Regions from separate parts of the Homo sapiens genome. Here region 1 is linked to region 2. A link is an interaction called in ENCODE POLR2A ChIA-PET data of the cell type or tissue named here. Cell type or tissue: Panc1. All regions are shown on one strand. Each heading gives the region's core, and the rest is flanking DNA. Links, peaks and the distances in the headings are about the cores only.

Evidence for each region. ChIA-PET counts read pairs that join two places held together with the same protein. Peaks named below come from ENCODE experiments on the same cell type or tissue, not always from the same donor. Only the 100,000 strongest peaks of a DNase experiment are listed, where the experiment ranks them.
Region 1: POLR2A ChIA-PET joins it to region 2 with 5 read pairs; 2 of 35 experiments call an interaction of 5 or more read pairs at or near these places.

What each region holds. Positions count from the first base shown.
Region 1 is chr5:91,977,749-91,983,769 of GRCh38, reverse strand. No RefSeq gene overlaps it. Among named protein-coding and RNA genes, the nearest start is that of ARRDC3, 600 kb to the right of the region's middle. In Panc1, for the core only: no CTCF peak of the experiment used is centred there; no DNase peak of the experiment used is centred there; H3K27ac peaks cover 295 bases.
Region 2 is chr5:92,114,452-92,120,472 of GRCh38, reverse strand. No RefSeq gene overlaps it. Among named protein-coding and RNA genes, the nearest start is that of ARRDC3, 730 kb to the right of the region's middle. In Panc1, for the core only: no CTCF peak of the experiment used is centred there; a DNase peak (open chromatin) is centred at 3,320.

The DNA of each region.
Region 1 (6,021 bases), core at 1,088-5,087, 140 kb after region 2:
TGTTATTTGGGGATCAGATCAAGGATGTAAAGATCTAGACCAAGAAATGTGTGAATGTCTTTGAGTATGGGGCCAATCTGATCACAGTCATATGTTTGAATCTTTCATCTGAAACATAGATTGTAAGATTAATTGGACAGGGGAAAAAGTAAAAGATACAAAAGCCATTTTGTGAGTTAGATGACTAATTGTTAATTTTCAGACTGAATTAAACCTTCAGAATGTTTCCAGGAATATTAATCTAAATTTCATGTTTCAAATATCTTCAAGCAAATTTTCAGAGCTGTCATAGAATTATGAAGGTGCCTCAGGAGTACTTACTATATCCCTATGCAATTTCACGTGTCAGGATCTTGCAGGACTAGTGAAAATCTATCCAATTCTTAGAGACCTCCAAAGCAACTCATTACAATGTTTAATAATTCTCACTGTCAGAAAATATGTATTAATATATAATCATAATCTCTCTTTATCTGGTCCACACTTTTCTGTTCAATAGTCACTGGATAAGATAAATCATTACTATTGTTGATCCAATCATGTCACATAGGCCATTAAGTTATGGCTTTCCCTCCTTCCCTAAAATTAATAGCTCAATTCTATTAAGTTCTCCTTATGGTTCTTATTTTTGCTGCTCCTGTTATCTCTAGTTTTGCTTAGCCACAAGCCTAACTGTGTCTATGTCTTGAATATATGTTAGCTTTTTTTAAGCAAGTCAAGCACCATTTTTATAAAGCAGTAACATTAAAGTATCTGAAAAAATAATTTATGTAAAACAAAATATAAATATTTTTGTGTATTTTGTTATTCTAATATTACAGAGAAGAAACAGAGATGTAGTGGTGTGACTTATACCAACTCACGTAGTGGCAGTGTGGCACTCTATGACCTGTTGGCTCCAAGTAAAATATTATATACTGTGTTATCCTACATTTTCATGGAATTAAAAACCCACATGATAAGAAGCATGTTTTAGGGAACAAGATGATAAGTTTAATTTGGAGAGAGTGTGGGACTTCTAGGAAAGATCTCCAGTTGGTAGTTGGATACACCGGTTTGTATTCAAGGAGTAAAGCAGGCTGGAAGCTATATTTGAAAATATAACAAAGACTGGGTGTTGAGATCACCCTGCTTTGGGAAACCAGCAAATAGAACAGTATCTGAAGAATAGATAGAGTGAAAAAAAGCAGTCAAAATGTAGGAGAAGGTAAGGAAAGAAGATATTTCTAGAAGAGAGTTGTTAGCCATGAGCTGAGAAGTGGCTAATCTAAATAGATTAGAAGTGGTGAGGATGAGACGAGGCAAATCCTTTAATAAGTGTGCCAGGGAAAGGATGAGAAGGTGGGTCTCTAGAAAAAAGAAACATGGAAAAACTGGAAGAAATTTAACTATGGTTTTAATGCTGATATTAAGAAAGTGGAGAGAAAAAGAAATATATGGTTGGAATGGGGAATAATCAAGGAAATGAGGTCTTATGAAGAGGTACATCCAAAACACTGAAAATGGATTTGCTTTAAGAATGAGAACTTTCTCTTTCTTCTTGTTGGAGGTAAGGGTGAATATGACGATAGAGAGTGTTTTATTTAATTTCTAGCACTTTCTCTGTAAAGCAGATATTCGCAGAGTGATGAATATTGTGGTTGCCTAGTAAATTTGAAAGATAAGTTTTAGAATAGGTACAGCAGGTTAAAAAAAAAAAAGCAACTGAAGAAAGGGCTGCTAGAGATAGCAAGATGGACCCAGTTGAGATTGGAGGTCATAGATTTGTGGTGGTTATGCAGTGTGATTTTCTTTTCATCAGCACTCAGCAGACTGTGTATAGTTTAGGGAAAGAGAGATAATTGAAAGTATTTAGAGTTAGATTTTTGAAGAGCTAACAGAAATCAGAAAGGAGATAATTGGCAAGAGAGTGATTGAAGTGATATGATGCACATTCTCCACTGGGTAGCAAAGCAGGTAGAGGCAGGAAGATTTAATTATAAGAAAGAAAAGTACGAGTCAAGGCATTACAAATCTTGACTTTGTTGAAGTACAAGTGTAAAAAGAAATTTGTCTTTAATCAGAACTTTGACAACTATGGTTTATAAATAATTTTAATCTCCAAAAGCAACATCTGGTAAAAATACCCAGCTTTGCAGAATAAGTTTAGGATTTGGTGACATCAGCCTGAAGGCACAAACTGCCTGAGTCAAAAACATTAAGCATGCTGTTCATATTATACAAAATAATGTAGTCTTTGGCAAACTATTAAGTCATGTTTTTTTTAGAAACCCCAACATGATGTGATATATTCACTAGATTTTAGGGTTCACAAATGTAAGATGTAAAATATCTTTTAGATCGACTAACACAACAGTGGTTCTCAAACTCTTGTCTCCAGACCAGCAGTATCAGCACACCATAGGAATTTGTTAGAAAGGCAAATTCTCTGCCACCCACTCTTCTGCTGAATTAGAAACTCTTGGAGTGGGGGCTAGTGAACTGTGTTTTAATAAGCCCTCCAGGTGAATCTGATGCTCACTAAAGTGTGAGAGGCTCTACAGTACACTAATCTCAAGGTGCAAGTTGATTGGTCAAAAAGGTCAGCCTGGATTTTTCTCTAATAATTATGATTTTAACTTGTATTATCTGCCAAAATTTTTTCAAAAACTGTAATTTCAAACCAATATCTTACTAACAAGGACAGATTAGCCAGGATTAAGATTCAGTGAAAGTACAGCCCAAAATAAGAAGCACTCTACTGATCTGAATAAGGCTGTTAAAGTGGGGCAAAAAAACAAAACAAAACAAAACAAAAACACTTCAAATTTTGATAGAATCCTCTTGGTTTATATACCTTCCAGCATAGGTGACTTTATTTCTTCAGCTTTGCTGTTGAAAGGTGTGTTAGAAATAAATATTACAATCCATAAAAGAAAGAAACCAAGGGCTTTCACAGACAGTAGTAATGGCTACGTAATTTAAACAAAGTCCCAGGGCTAATGAAATGGCACTTGATGGGAGTTTCAGGGGCCCTCCATTCTGCCTTCAAAGTGAAGGTTGTAAGGAAATCCTAGGTACGTTGTTCATTACACTTTAGTTGATCTGGCAGCATTAGGGAAGGAGGAGGGGAAAGGAAAGAAAGAGAAAGGGAGAGAGGATATGGGAGTGTGGGAAAGAGTCTGAGATGGCTACTAGAGAAAGCAATTGACTGGTAGAGCTGTAAAGTTTCTACATGTGGAAAAAAAATCAAATCTTGATCCCTGGCATAAAGTCTCTATGAAGCTAAGTTACAGTTCAAGAAAATTCAGCAATATGGTTGTCATGGTATGACAAACAACATTATGTTTTCTTGTTGAATTATATCTTCTGCTTTTCCTTTCTTCAGCAACTATAGCTAAGGATCGTTAAGACAAAAATGAAGTATCCAACATAAAATGACTTTCCGGTATTCCCTGAAATAAGTTCCTTTGAATTGAGTTAGAATAACACGTAAATAAAAAATATTTTTCATAAGAGCTGACTGTTAATAATAAATCTCTCTCAGTAGATAACTCATTACATCCCACTAACCTGGAACTCAATAAACATGAATTAACAGATTCATAGGGAAAAGAAAACAAGATTAAAAAAAAGCTTTCAAGTCTATTATGACCCAATATTTTCTTTAACACATTTAATTTACAATAGAGTGTAGTAAAATTTTCAATGCTTACTTTAAACTTTCCATTATAGGAGTACTTTTTATTGCAATTTTTCAAATTAATTGCTAGTGGTTAAAAAATCTGACAAAATATACAGTAATTTATTTTTTACTCTCAAATTTAGAATGCCATTCTTGTGACATGGTGAATTAATCCATGAAGATACTGTAAATTCAGAAACCACTAATATTATGAGCAGATAATATTCAGAATTTAATTAGATAATTGATGTATAAACTACTGTGAACTATGAATATTGTAATGGCCTATGAACTGCAATAAAACTATTCTCAGTCATTTATACTCTATAGTATTTTAGATACTAAGCCACTGCATTTGCATTTCTGTAGCAAAGGATTTCGTTTTCTTGAAACATGTTATGGCCTGGCCTCATTAACTAAAAAATTAAAAAAAAATACAATTATAGAAAGTCTTCAGAGGTTCTAAAGTGCTATGAATTTTGGAGTGGTTAATGGCATGAGTGTTATTAGCTCAAATTAATCCTGTTGCTTTGGTAGGTTATTTGGAACTATTCATATTTTAATCTAAGAATTTTGTTGTAATTCCATTGGATTTCTTTAAGACTTTAGACCAAAAATAGTGTTGCATTCATAAATCATATGAAAGCAAAATACATATCTCTGTATTGTACTCTACATTAGCTAGTAAATTTCTAAAGTCTTTGCTTTTTTATGGGACCATTCTAGTTGAAAATAAAATAGGTAGTTATTCACAATGGGTATGTAGCTATATCTATAACATTTCCTCATGATTTTCCTGCTGTGGAAATTTGTACTTAACCTTTGAACTTAAGTTTTCTTTACATCATATTTACATATTACACTTTTTGAAATATGTGGACAAGTTGTTTCGTTTAACATACTCTACAATATAAACATCTTACTTTAGGAACCATACCATGTATTACAAGATCAACTTAAATCTGCTATTTTTACATGATTTCACAACACATTTTGTAGTAGTATATAGATGCCATATGATTTTAAGAGTTACACATACAGGAATTTCATTTGCTAAATGTGACATATTTCAACTTACATAAAATTACAAGATGATAGTATTTCAATACTCTCAGGCCAGAAAGTTTTGTCCCTGAAACAATTGGAAGCATTCCTTTAAAATACTTTCTTAAATTTTTCATTTTCTTGAATGAAAAAAAAGGAACAATGGAACTTAACAAAAATTTAATACTAATACGGATAAGTTAAACATAAAACTGCATTGTCATATTAATGGGTAAAGGTTTTTTGAAGTATGGTCAATTTATTGATTTGAGCATGTAAAACTGTTCCTGTTACTTAGGCAGCTTTCTTTTGTTACATCAAGAATGGTAATTTTATTGAGAAAGGCACAATAGAAGATGATTGATTGTCTGCTTTTGTCATGGAGATGAATTATTGCAGAATGCATGCATGAAAAAATAAAAGCATTGTTCTGTAAATTGGCCCTTGATGCTTTGTTCATTTGAGTTCATTGTTCATAGACTCTAGCATGAGCTAATACTAAATAGCATAGTAAATAAAAGCATTTTTTTTGCTAAAGCAAAATTACTTTCTTCACTAATGAAACTCAGCTTTATGAAATCACAGTGTCTGCCAGTGTGCTGCATTTAAAATGTATAATTTAATCTATGCCAAAAGCTGAGTAGTAACAGAAAGTTTGCATAGCTATTATCATTTTATTAAATTAGTAATAAGAGTGCATAATGAAAAATGAAAAACTTTTTATTTAAAACTTAATGGGAAAGCAGCGCACAAGCAATGCAAATTAAAAAGTGGTACATTTAATTTGAGACAGTTGAATAAAATCTATTAAGACAAATACAATTGTCAGTAACCATTGAATGACTTCAATAACTTTTTAATCAAAAAATTAGAATCATGACTATCAAATTTTCTAAGACTTATAAAACGATAAAATATTAGAATACAAAAACACATCTCATCAACTGTTATATCTCTAAAATAAGACATAAAATACTACTTTTAAATAGATGAATGTCATGCCAACTTAGTATTAGCTTCTTAGAGAAATTCTTTCTTTCTTTTTATTTGAGGCACGAATACCTGAATACCATCTAATGTAATTAATCTGTTGTTTTATTAAGTTTGGTCTTTGGATAGATTTTAATGTCAATGACAATCAGTCTCTCCAGCTATGCTACTTTTAACCTAGTTTTGTTTTTTCTTTTCTTTTCCAGTGCACTGTGATTTGCTGAGAGACAGAGCACTTCATTCTAGATACAGCTATCACCTGGTGTTTGCTAAATCACTGAAATTCTTGCAACAGCTGTTTGTTCCTGGGGAAACATTCACTT
Region 2 (6,021 bases), core at 1,274-5,273:
TAAATATTATGGAACGGATAAGGATATGAAATAAAACTATAATTAGCCCACAAAATACTTATGACTTAAAATTTCAATATGGTGGAAAATTATGAAAAGGCATTTCAAAAAGTTCAGAGTAAACCTACAGAACCACAGAAATGTTTAAATTGTTACCACTGTGAACAAATTCTGGAAAACACTTTTTTAAAAAAAGCCAAAGGGTTTGGTTTTAAATTGACACAACAAATGGCAACATACAAGTATGAGAGCCAGCAGAAAAAGAGTGAGGGAGTTAGAGCCTTAAAGCAAGGAAACGTGTCAAATCGGTTTAGTCAGAGACATTTAATTGTAATAAACTGCCTTGTCAAGGGACTCACAAAAAAATATTAGAAATAAACAAATATCATATGCTGTAGTCTCATTAAAGAATATAAAACGTAAAATGACCACCCCGTGCATCATTCCTATTAATTTATTTTATTACACATATTATAAACCTTAAATAATGCATAGAAATTATCATAATTTGAAAACAAAGTTTTAAGAATAAAATTGTGATCTCATTTTTGATTATATTTTAACAATATCTTCAAATTACTCACTAAATATATACATGATAGCAGTAATTGTGTTTCCATAAGACTAAAGAATAGCAAATTAATTCTACTTTTTTAGTTTTACAAAGTTGAGTGTTGCCCAAACTTAATGTTTTCCTGTGATGAATTTCAAGAGAAGAGCTAAAGTTTTTGATCCCTGGGTAACTTACAAATATCTACAGTCTTATCTCTGCCTGGTGAGTTATAGAAATTAATGGAACATAAGTGAATGATAAATTTCTCACTAAGAGTTAAGGAAAACGATGAAGAAAATAAGGGGGAAGTATATTATTCTAGAAAAAAATGTTTAAATCAACTATTTACTAATATAGCAACTATAATTAATACAGGTAGGTAAGTTCCTGAGTAGATTTATCTGCCCTTAGATTAAACAAATATGAAAATCCTGAGGCAAAATACAAGTGATATCTGTGTGGCCTAATCTTGAGCTATTTGCAATGGTTCAACTAAAAAGAAAACAAATGAAGCTAAAATAGTCACAGCTAATCCTGCTGTAGCACCACCTCTGTGACAAATGAAGAGCTGTGGCACTCCAGGAATTCTAACATTCAAAATCATTCTATCCAACTTAATCTTCAATCTGCATATGTGGTTTGGATTGCCTTGGTGACATTCCTGACCTACGTCACCTCTATCTTCAGGAAAAGTAGATTGTCTGTCAATAAATTTCACTTTGTCATTTAAATGAAGTCCTTTGGTCCTGATTTTCATTTGTCTTTACAAGGGAAGGAGAATAGGATTAGATCCATGTGACTTCTGATTTTGTCAAGCCAACAATTCTTAATCGGGGTGATTTTGCCACATCCTTTCCTCCTGGTAATATTTGGTAATGTATGGATAAATTTTTGCTTATCACAACCTGGAGAAGGGATGCTACTGACATGAAAAGGCAGAGGCCATGGATGCTGCTAAACATCCTACAACACATAGGACAGCCCCCTCACCCAAAAAAAGATTTATCCAGCTCAAAATTTCAACAGTGCTGAAGTTAAATATATATATATGTATATGTATATACACTGAGAGTCATCAAGTACTATTCTAGGTGATAACAACAGAGTGAACAAGACAGAGAAAGTCCTTATTCTCTTGTAACTTAAATTTTAATAAGAATATTGAAAATAAACAGAAACAAATACCTAATTTGGTTTTAGAAGAGGCAAGTGACATAAACATAGAGTAAATAAATAAAATGTAAATGGTGGAAGAGGTAGGAGCGGACATAGGAGCTAGAATATTATTTTTTGTAGAGACACACAACTGACCATGTGATTTCTTTCCCAACCATCCTTTCTCACTGACCTTACTTGCCTTTATACAATTACTTCAGTCATAATTTAAGCCATAAAAAAGTCTAAGGAAAAAAATAAAACAAAGACAGCAAAGAATAATATTCATTGAACTCATGCAGCTGTTGGCCTCTAGGCTATGATTTGGTAAATTTTGATCATATAATGCTTGATTTCACAAAGATTGAAAAATAATATTTTTTAATTTAAACAGTTACCTATGTAGATTAACATGTCTAGTTTTTCTTTAGAAGGTCTTGTTTGAACTTTTAAAGGTAAGTATTATGCAAAAAGTATATCATTGAATATAAAGAAAGAATAAAAACTGAAAAGAAATGTTATCTAAAAAACCTAGGATGAAACACAGTTAAGACAAGGGTGAGGAAAATATAGAAACACTCAGGGCAAAATGGTCCAATCCAGGTAATCATTGTTGATCAAAATCCACATAATAGAGATGGAGCCAGAAAACCTTTCATAAAGTAACTCAGCCTGCATTGTGATTTAGAAACAGGTAATTCATGAGATTAAGGTGCCCTTTATATATCATCAGGAAGCAGTCAACCTAAAATGTAATCAATGTAAGATAAGCTATAAATTTAGAAAAGTTATGAAAGTGTATTGAAAAAGAATGAATGAGGCTGTAAAGATGAGTTCAAGTGGACAATGGTCAGCAAGGAGTCTGCCCAGAGATGTGTTGAGGGGAAAGGATATGTCAGTGTTTCTCCCTCACTATGGAGACGTATCTCCTACCTCTCTGTGGAGTAGGGTATCAATTCACCCAGCAGATCCTTTACAAACTTTCCTCCAGCATTTACTAAAAAGAGAGGAAATAGCTCTTTTTGCACAATCCTGCCTGCACTGCACCTCTTTGTCTGGCTTGAAGCTTCCTACAAAAGAATTTGTGTGTGTGTTTTATCTAAAAATGCCTACTTGCATTTTGCATTCCTCTGCATATTCTATAACATAATTGTGTTTGTTTATATATAAATATGTTTAAATGTCTTAACAATTCCTGATAAAAATAAATATAATCTGGTAGTGAAATTGGCACTCTAAGGCAATGCACCATGTTTATCTCATGGTTTTGCCACATACTGATACATACTCTCAAAGTACTCTGGTTTGGAAATCCTACTTTAGGCTGCCAGCTGGAATAAAAATAGATATTCTCCTAGTGCCATATACACTGAGTAGGTTTTTCACTATTAAGTTTTTCAATTGCCTCAATTCTTGGAACAGGATCCCCTGACCACCGGACACCAATGTTTTATCACTACAGCAGGCTGATTACCAATACAAATCAGTAAATTGGCATTTTCATTTACACACCAATCTGAGAATACTTGTTTATATGAGTTGCACATTTGCCTGTATTAATGGTAACAATTTCAGTCTTTCAAGGCTCTGAAGTACCAGATGCTATACTCCACAGTTCTGATTTAAGAACACTATCTCATGCAGCTCATCTTAACAGGTTAATAGGTTGCATACGTCTTTGTTAGTTTCAACTTCATGTGGAAAAGGAAATCCAGTGAAAGATATAAGAAGAAAAGAAGGGAGTTACTGCATTTTCACCTCTTCCCGACAACCCTTACTTCATAACTTTACATTCTAAACTACTTCATTTCTTCCCTCATCCAAACAAAATTGTATTTATCTAATCTCAGCACCTCGTGCTAAATGTTGGAGAGTATAGTCTATAACCAAAAGATGTTAATAAAATATCAATCCTGTGTGTGAAAACCAAACGAATACATAAAACAATGTGTAATTATGGGTTTGTATCATGACTTTCAAGCTATAAAGTCACATTAAGTAAAGATCTAGGGGTAGTGTCTCAATTGCATTCCATGGACTCTCTCTGCTCTCCCTCGCTCCCTCTGTCTCACTTCTCTCAAGAGTAATCCATCCCTTTACCTCTGTTCACTCCCTAGTTTTCCTCTCACCTCACGCTCAGTCACAGTGATTTTGTTTCATCGTATGCTTGGTTCTCAGAATAGGCGGACATCCTTCAAGGCCTGAGGTTTTGTTGCTAGAGGAGAGAATAGGGCTCTGGATCCTATGGGTAGAGAAAAATAAAAAAAAGTCCTGTCTTTGTTACCTTTAACAAAGGTCTCTTTCTGGAATGGTTTTTAATGTTTGCATGTGCCAAGGAAGTGCAGGAATGGATTGGAAATTAGTAAGTATCCAATTACATACCTTCATAAGGTAGACTTCTAAAAATACTTATTTTTTGAGACCAGTCTGACCAACATGGAGAAACCCTGTCTCTACTAAAAAATACAAAATTAGCCAGGCATGGTGGTGAGTGCCTGTAATCCCAGCTACTCGGGAGGCTGAGGCAGGAGAATCCCTTGAACCGGGGAGGCGGAGGTTGCAGTGAGCCAAGATCGTGTCATTGCACTCCAGCATGGGCAACAAGAGTAAAACTCCATCTCAAAAAAAAAATTATTTGACTGATAACCTTAAAAAAAAAATGACAACTACAAAACCAAAAAGCAAACAATACAAAATCTGAGACAGGAGCACTAGAATTAGCCTGTATGAATACAGAGAAAATATCTGTTAATGTGCTTTATTTTTACTCCATCATCTGCAATGCATTTTAAGACTTACAGCCAGCAGCCATTTCAAGATGCAATACTTCTATTGCTAAAAAAAATTCCAGAACCAAGGCTGATTTTGTTTTATTTTAAATCAAGTAACTCAGTAGAAAGGTAGTTGATGAAAGCTTGTTTTCTGGCTAGAAGACGAATGGGGAAACTTCCAGTTTTATGATTTGCTGGCATCTCATCTTGAACCTCCCAGTAATGCACAGGTTGCTTATTTCACTGCCATTGGATACCTCACAACTGCCTGGAACTCAATATCAGCAACTCTGGTGACTAAACAGCATTCTATTTATCAAGATTAAAAACCAGAATAGTGGCTTAAAAATGAAGTATGGTTTGGAATCCATTCTAATAGAACACAGTATTCACTATATAGATATGTTTGGCTTTGTTGGAGCAACCAGAATTCAAGTATAATTTCCATGTTAGGAGTTTACCACATCTCAACTATAAATGAACATTATTCAATACAACATAAAGTCTTCCATTTACTTCACCAAATTGACTTCATTTATAATTACATTAGTGTCTTATTTGATAGCAAAAATATTTGATTATTTATATATAACTGATAGTGTGATAACACAAAAAAAGGAAAGATATGGACCTATAATGCATGCTTTATATAAGAAGGTCAAATTACACCAAGACAAAAGATCATTTAAGTCAATCATCTTCTTCACTGATGAGCATTAGATTCTTATGCCCTGTAAGCAGATCATCTCTTGATAACTCATCAATAGCTAACCACATGGCTGTTTATCCCAGAAAGTCTTGCTTTCATGTTTTCTATTATTTGTAGATACTTTTCTTAATTACTTGCATCTAGGAGGCATTGAAAAAACTATTAATAGCATATACTTCAATTGATCATTTTGTTTTCACTTCAGTGGTTTTTTATTTCATTGGCATAAAATCTATAAAACTCTTTTGACATACAAATACTTAATCAACTTTCAAGGGGGAAAGTGTGAGGAAAAAGAGACCACCCTGCCTATTCTCACCACTGAGGAGGCCATGAGCAAAGGTTTCTCAGGAGCCCTCAGAACTACTGAGTCAGGTCTTTAAAACGGATCATTCTACAGCTATGCAAGAGCCCCAAACAGGAGCTCCTCATTTCTTATTGGTTAATTTACAATGAATTCTAAAGACATAGGGTACATATATATCATGTATTAATTAGTTAACATATTAAAGTTAAAAAACAGCCCAAACCAAGTTTTGATATCTTACCTTTGCTGGTCTCCATTAGAATATGATGTCACTTATTTCTCCCTTTTAAAATGTGTCCTTCTCCCTACCTCTTCCCTTCCTTCTCTCTATACAAATATGTATTTATGTCTGAATTTCCTTATATGATCACATTTTTTTCTTAAGAGCTTTTGAAGACAATGCAGGTGATCTAGTGAAACTATGCCTTTTTATATTCTAAAATGTTAATGATAATAAAGTAAAATAATTATACTACATAATGGAAAATAAAAATTTGTCTAAGTATATCTAAACTTCAGAAAATAA